Regions from separate parts of the Homo sapiens genome. Here region 1 is linked to region 2. Evidence: read pairs that join two places in POLR2A ChIA-PET (ENCODE). Cell type or tissue: K562. All regions are shown on one strand. Links, peaks and the distances in the headings refer to the core of each region. The heading gives the core; the rest is flanking DNA. Region 1 overlaps MRPS7 (mitochondrial ribosomal protein S7). Region 2 has its middle 2.7 kb from the start of JPT1.

What was found. Peaks named below come from ENCODE experiments on the same cell type or tissue, not always from the same donor. Only the 100,000 strongest peaks of a DNase experiment are listed, where the experiment ranks them.
Region 1: POLR2A ChIA-PET joins it to region 2 with 23 read pairs; 9 of 35 experiments call an interaction of 5 or more read pairs at or near these places.

What each region holds. Positions count from the first base shown.
Region 1 is chr17:75,263,361-75,266,215 of GRCh38, forward strand. MRPS7 (mitochondrial ribosomal protein S7) reads left to right here. Exons shown (of 5, transcript NM_015971.4): 4 at 1-147; 5 at 2,342-2,855. The coding sequence ends at 2,563. Among named protein-coding and RNA genes, the nearest start is that of MRPS7, 2.9 kb to the left of the region's middle. In K562, for the core only: no CTCF peak of the experiment used is centred there; no DNase peak of the experiment used is centred there.
Region 2 is chr17:75,155,752-75,158,661 of GRCh38, forward strand. No RefSeq gene overlaps it. Among named protein-coding and RNA genes, the nearest start is that of JPT1, 2.7 kb to the left of the region's middle. In K562, for the core only: no CTCF peak of the experiment used is centred there; no DNase peak of the experiment used is centred there.

The DNA of each region.
Region 1 (2,855 bases), core at 356-2,855, 110 kb after region 2:
AAGCAGTTTGAGAAGTACCATGCCGCTTCTGCAGAGGAACAGGCAACCATCGAACGCAACCCCTACACCATCTTCCATCAAGCACTGAAAAACTGTGAGCCTATGATTGGGCTGGTACCCATCCTCAAGGGAGGCCGTTTCTACCAGGTGAATGAATGGCCAGGGCAAGAAAGCAGGGCCCTCCACATGTGAAACAAGATAGGTGGTGCTTGGGAGTTGGGTCAAGATTGATAGCTTTCTAGCTGGTGCAGTGGGATTGCACCTGTAATCTCAGCACTTTGGGAGCCTAATGCAGGATAGCTTGAGCTCAGGAGTTAAGAGACAGCAGGGCAACATAGGGAGATCCCGTCTCTACAAAAAAAACAAAAAAATTAGCCAGGTGTGGTGGTGTGCATCTGTGCTCCCAACTACTCAGGAGGCTGAGGTAGGAGGATCACTTGAGTCCAGGAGGTCAAGGCTGCAGTGAGTTATGATTACGCCCCTGCATTCCAGCCTGGGCAAGAGAGAGAAACCTTGTCTCAGAAAAAAAAAAAAAAAAAACGGCTGGGCACGGTGGCTCACACCTGTAATCCCAGCACTTTGGGAGGCCGAGGTGGATGGATTACCTGAGGTGGGGAGTTCGAGATCAACAAGGAGAAACCCTGTTTCTACTAACAATACAAAATTAGCCAGGTGTGGTGGCACATACCAGTAGTCCCAGCTACTTGGGAGGCTGAAGCAGGAGAATCGCTTGAACCCAGGATGCAGAGGTTGCAGTGAGCCGAGAGCACACCACCGCACTCCAGCCTGGCAACAGAGCAAGACGCCATCTCAAAAAAAAAAAAAAAAAAAGAATTGAGACTGTTACGGTCCACTCATCTGAGTCCTGTAGCGTAAAAATTATAGGCAGAAGGTGGAAGAGAGTGAAGAAGTATCTAAGTGACATCTGGGAGCCCACCTCCCTTCGCCTTCTTCTGTCAAGCATCCTGTGTGTCCTAACCTGTAAAATTCTCATGGCGAGGGACTATTCATATCCTGTCTTTGTATGCCAGTGTTTGGCATAGTGCTTGACCGATAACTGATGCTTCATCAGTGTTTGCTGAACAGTACTAGGTATCTCTTTCATAGCATTTAATTATATTTTATTGTCCTGAGTTTTCTTGTGTTCTCCTTTTTCAATATCAACTCCATGGGGTAGGGACTTCATTATTGTCTGCACTCTCGTGTCTGGCATGGTACTGACGCATAGTGAGGGCCTGACAAATGATTTTTGGACACGGGGTCTTGTTTTTGGTTTTCTTTAACTGTTTGTATAGGGTCTTTTTGTTTTTAACTTTTTTTTTTTTTTTTGAGATGGAGTTTCGCTTTTGTTGCCCAGACTGGAGTGCAGTGCTGTAATCTCAGCTCTCGGCTCACTGCAGCCTCCGCCTCCCGGGTTCAAGAGATTCTCCTGTCTCAGTCCCTGCCCACCCCAAGTAGCTGGGATTACAGGTGGCCGCCACCATGCCCAGCTAATTTTTTTGTATTTTTAGTAGAGACAGGGTTTTGCTGTGTCTGAAGACTGAAGGGGTCTTGTTTTTAGGTACCTATGGTCTGAGGTGGATTAGTCACCCCAGCTAATGGGGCTTTTCCTATTTGGTTCTTATAACAACTTGGTAGGACTACCATTTAGGAGGGAAAATGGCCAGTGCTTTTCTTCTTTTTCTTTTTCTTTTTTTTTGAGACGAAGTCTCGCTCTGTTGCCCAGGCTGGAGTGCAGTGGTGCATTCTTGGCTCACTGCAACCTCCGTCTCCTGGGTTCAAGCATTTCTACCTCAGCCTCCCAAGTAGCTGGGATTACAGGCGCCTGCCACCACGCCCAGCTAATTTTTGCATTTTAGTAGAGACGAGGTTTCACCACATTGGCCAGGCTGGTGTCGAAATCCTGACCTCAGGTAATCCACCTGCCTCAGCCTCCCAAAGTGCTGGAATTACAGGCGTGAACCATCGTGCCTGGCCTTCTTTTTTTTTTAATATATGGAGACAGGGTCTTGTTATATTGACGAGGCTGGTCTTGAACTCCTGGGCTCAAGCGATCCTCCTGCCTCAGCCTCCCAAAGTGCTGGGATTACAGGTGTGAACCACAGTGCCGGGAGAGGCCAGTGCTTAATTAGTATTTGCTGAATGAACGCCTCTTATGTCTGCTACACTGGGGTCACCTGAAGGTGAGGGAAGCTCGAAGAAAAGACAGGCCCTTCTCCCCAGGCCTGACCAGGGCTGGTCCAGAGGGAACATGTGGCTACTCCTTAGAATTCAGGGAGGCAGGAGGCCCCAAACCCTGGCAGACTCTTGGACCAACTTGCCTATGTCCTGTCTCACCCAGGTCCCTGTACCCCTACCCGACCGGCGTCGCCGCTTCCTAGCCATGAAGTGGATGATCACTGAGTGCCGGGATAAAAAGCACCAGCGGACACTGATGCCGGAGAAGCTGTCACACAAGCTGCTGGAGGCTTTCCATAACCAGGGCCCCGTGATCAAGAGGAAGCATGACTTGCACAAGATGGCAGAGGCCAACCGTGCCCTGGCCCACTACCGCTGGTGGTAGAGTCTCCAGGAGGAGCCCAGGGCCCTCTGCCGCAAGAAACAGTGTGAGCTACTGCCACGCTGAAAACTACCTGTGGGTTAAGGATGTAGTTCCTTTGTAAGGGTGGGCAGGCCTCGTAAGAAAGATGTAGCAGCATATTCACTATCCGTTAATCCTTCTTTCTTTGAGGCTGGAACTTGCTCTCTCTGCCCCTATTTCCTTGTAAAGAGGGAGCACATTGACTTGGGAATTTCCTCCAGGAAACTCAGGGCTGTTTTCTCTTCCCTTAGGTTGGGGCGGACCTTTGGATATA
Region 2 (2,910 bases), core at 281-2,780:
GCAACCTCCACCTCCCAGGTTCAAGCGATTCTCCTGCCTCAGCCTCCGTAATAGCTGGAACTACAGGCGTGCGCCACCACCCCTGACTAATTTTTGTATTTTTAGTAGAGACGGCGTTTCACCATATTGGCCAGGCTGGTCTCAAACTCCTGACCTCAGGTGATCCATGCTCCTTGGCCTCCCAAAGTGCTGGGATTACAGGTGTAAGCCACCGCATCTAGCCAAAATCTTAGCTTTTTTTTTTTTTTTTTGAGACAGAGTCTTGCTCTGTCGCCCAGGCTGGAGTGCAGTGGTGGCGCGATCTCTGCTCACTTGCAGCCTCCACCTCCCGGGTTCAAGCGATTCTCCTGCCTCAGCCTCCCGAGTAGCTAGGACTACAGGTGCGTGCCATCATGCCCGGCTAATTTTTTGTAGTTTATTAGTAGAGATGGAGTTTCACCATGTTAGCCAGCATGGTCTCAATCTCCTGACCTCGTGATCCACCCACCTTGGCTTCCCAAAGTGCTGGGATTACAGGTGTGAACCACCGCACGCCCAGCCAATCTTCCCATTCTTTCTTTTTTTGTTGTTGTTGTTTTCGTTTTTTTGAGACAGAGTCTCGCTCTGTCGCCCAGGCTGGAGTGCGGTGGCATAATCTCGGTTCACTGCAAGCTCCGCCTCCCGGGTTCACGCCATTCTCCTGCCTCAGCCTCCCAAGTAGCTGGGACTACAGGCGCCCACCACCATGCCTGGCTAATTTTTGTATTTTTAGTAGAGATGGGGTTTCACCGTGTTAGCCAGGATGGTCTAGATCTCCTGACCTCGTGATCCGCCCACCTCGGCCTACCAAAGTGCTGGGATTACAGCATGAGCCACCGCACCTGGCCAATCTTCCCATTCTTTTTTTTTTTTTTTTTTTTTTTTTTTGAGATAGAGTCTCGCTCTGTCGCCCAGGCTGGAGTGCAGTGGCACAATCTCGGCTCACTGCAAGCTCCACCTCCCACGTTCATGCCATTCCCATGCCTCAGCCTCCTGAGTAGCTGGGACTACAGGCGCCTGCCACCACGCCCGGCTAATTTTTTTGTATTTTTTTTAGTAGAGACGGGGTTTCACCATGTTAGCCAGGATGGTCTCGATCTCCTGACCTCGTGATCCGCCCACCTCGGCCTCCCAAAGTGCTAGGATTACAGGCGTGAGCCACTGCGCCCGGCCCAATCTTCCCACTCTTAAAGGCTGAGCCTATATTTCCAAAATCTTAAAAGAAAAAAAAATCAGACCAATCTAGCCAGTGAGCACGCCCTCCTCAGAAACCATATAATTATCAACTAGGAGGTAGTGGAGTATAGTGGTTGCTAGCTCAGACTCTCATGGGATAAATTTGGATTGGAATCTCGACCCTTACCTTTTCTAAGCACTAGTTTTCACCTTTCTGAAATAAACACACAATAGTACCTGGGGGTCTGTGGAGTTTTGGGGACTAAGTGACCTCATGGATGTAAACGGCTTGGCTCAATATACAAGTCATCAAAGTGATAGTCCATTTTATTATCAGACTTATTTAGAAAGCAATCACATACTTGTATGTTAAATGAGGGGTTTGGACTTGACTCGCATGGTCTTTTGGCTTACATTTTCAGGTTGTACTTATTTCCTTGCAGTCTAATAGAAGATAGCTTGGTGAGGCAATGCTACAATAGACTAGAAGTCAAAAGACCTAAGTTCTGGTTTTGCCTTTTCCCAATATAAGACACTGGTACATCATTTATGCCCTTGAGCCTCAATTTTCTTATCTATAAAATGGGATTGCAGGCTGGCACGGTGGCTCACGCCTGTAATCCCAGCACTTTGGGAGGCAGAGGTGGGCGGATCAGAAGGTCAGGAGTTTGACACCAGCCTCACTAACATGGGGAAACCCCATCTCTACCAAAAATATAAAAATTAGCTGGGCGTGGTGATACGCCTGTAACCCAGCTACTCACAAGGCTGAGGCAGGAGAATCGCTTGAACCCAGAAGGCAGAGGTTGCAGTAAACCAAGATCGCGCCATTGCACTCCAGCCTGGACAAAACGAGTGAAACTGCTTCTCAAAAAAACAAAAAAGGGATTAATAGCACTTGTGTTACTGGAAAGGTGTCCCAGTCCAGACCCCAAGAGAGGTTTCTTGGATATTATGAAGAAGAGTTCAGAGCAAGTCCATAAAGTGAAAGCAAGTTTATTAAGAAAGTAAAAAACACGCTGGGCGCGGTGGCTCCGGCCTGTAATCCCAGCGCTTTGGGAGGCCGAGGTGGGTGGATCACGAGGTCAGGAGATCGAGACCATCCTGGCTAACATGGTGAAACTCCATCTCTACTAAAAATACAAAAAATCAGTCGGGCGTGGTGGTGGGCGCCTGTAGTCCCAGCTACTCGGGAGGCTGAGGCAGGAGAATGGCATGACCCCGGGAGGCGGAGCTGGCAGTGAGCCAAGATTTCGCCACTGCACTCTAGCCTGGGTGACAGAGCAGAAAGTAAAGAAACAAAAGAATAGTTACTCCACAGGTAGAGCAGCCAGGAAGGCTGCTGGTTGTCCATTTTTATGGTTTTTTTTTTTTTTTTTTTTTTTGAAAGAGAGTCTTGCTCTGTTGCCCAGGATGGAGTGCAGTGGCACAATCTCAGCTCACTGCAAGCTGTGCCTCCCAGGTTCACGCCATTCTCCTGCCTCAGCCTCCCGAGTAGCTGGGACTACAGGCACCCGCAACCACGCCCGGCTAATTTTTAGGATGACTCTCATTGCCATCTTGGTATTGGTGAGTTTTGGCCAACTTCTTTACTGAAAACTCTTTTATCAGCAAGGTCTTTATGACCTGTATCTTGTGCTGACTTCCTATCTCATCCTGTGACTTAGAATGCGTAATCGTCTGGGAATGCAGCCCATTAGGTCTCGGCCTTATTTT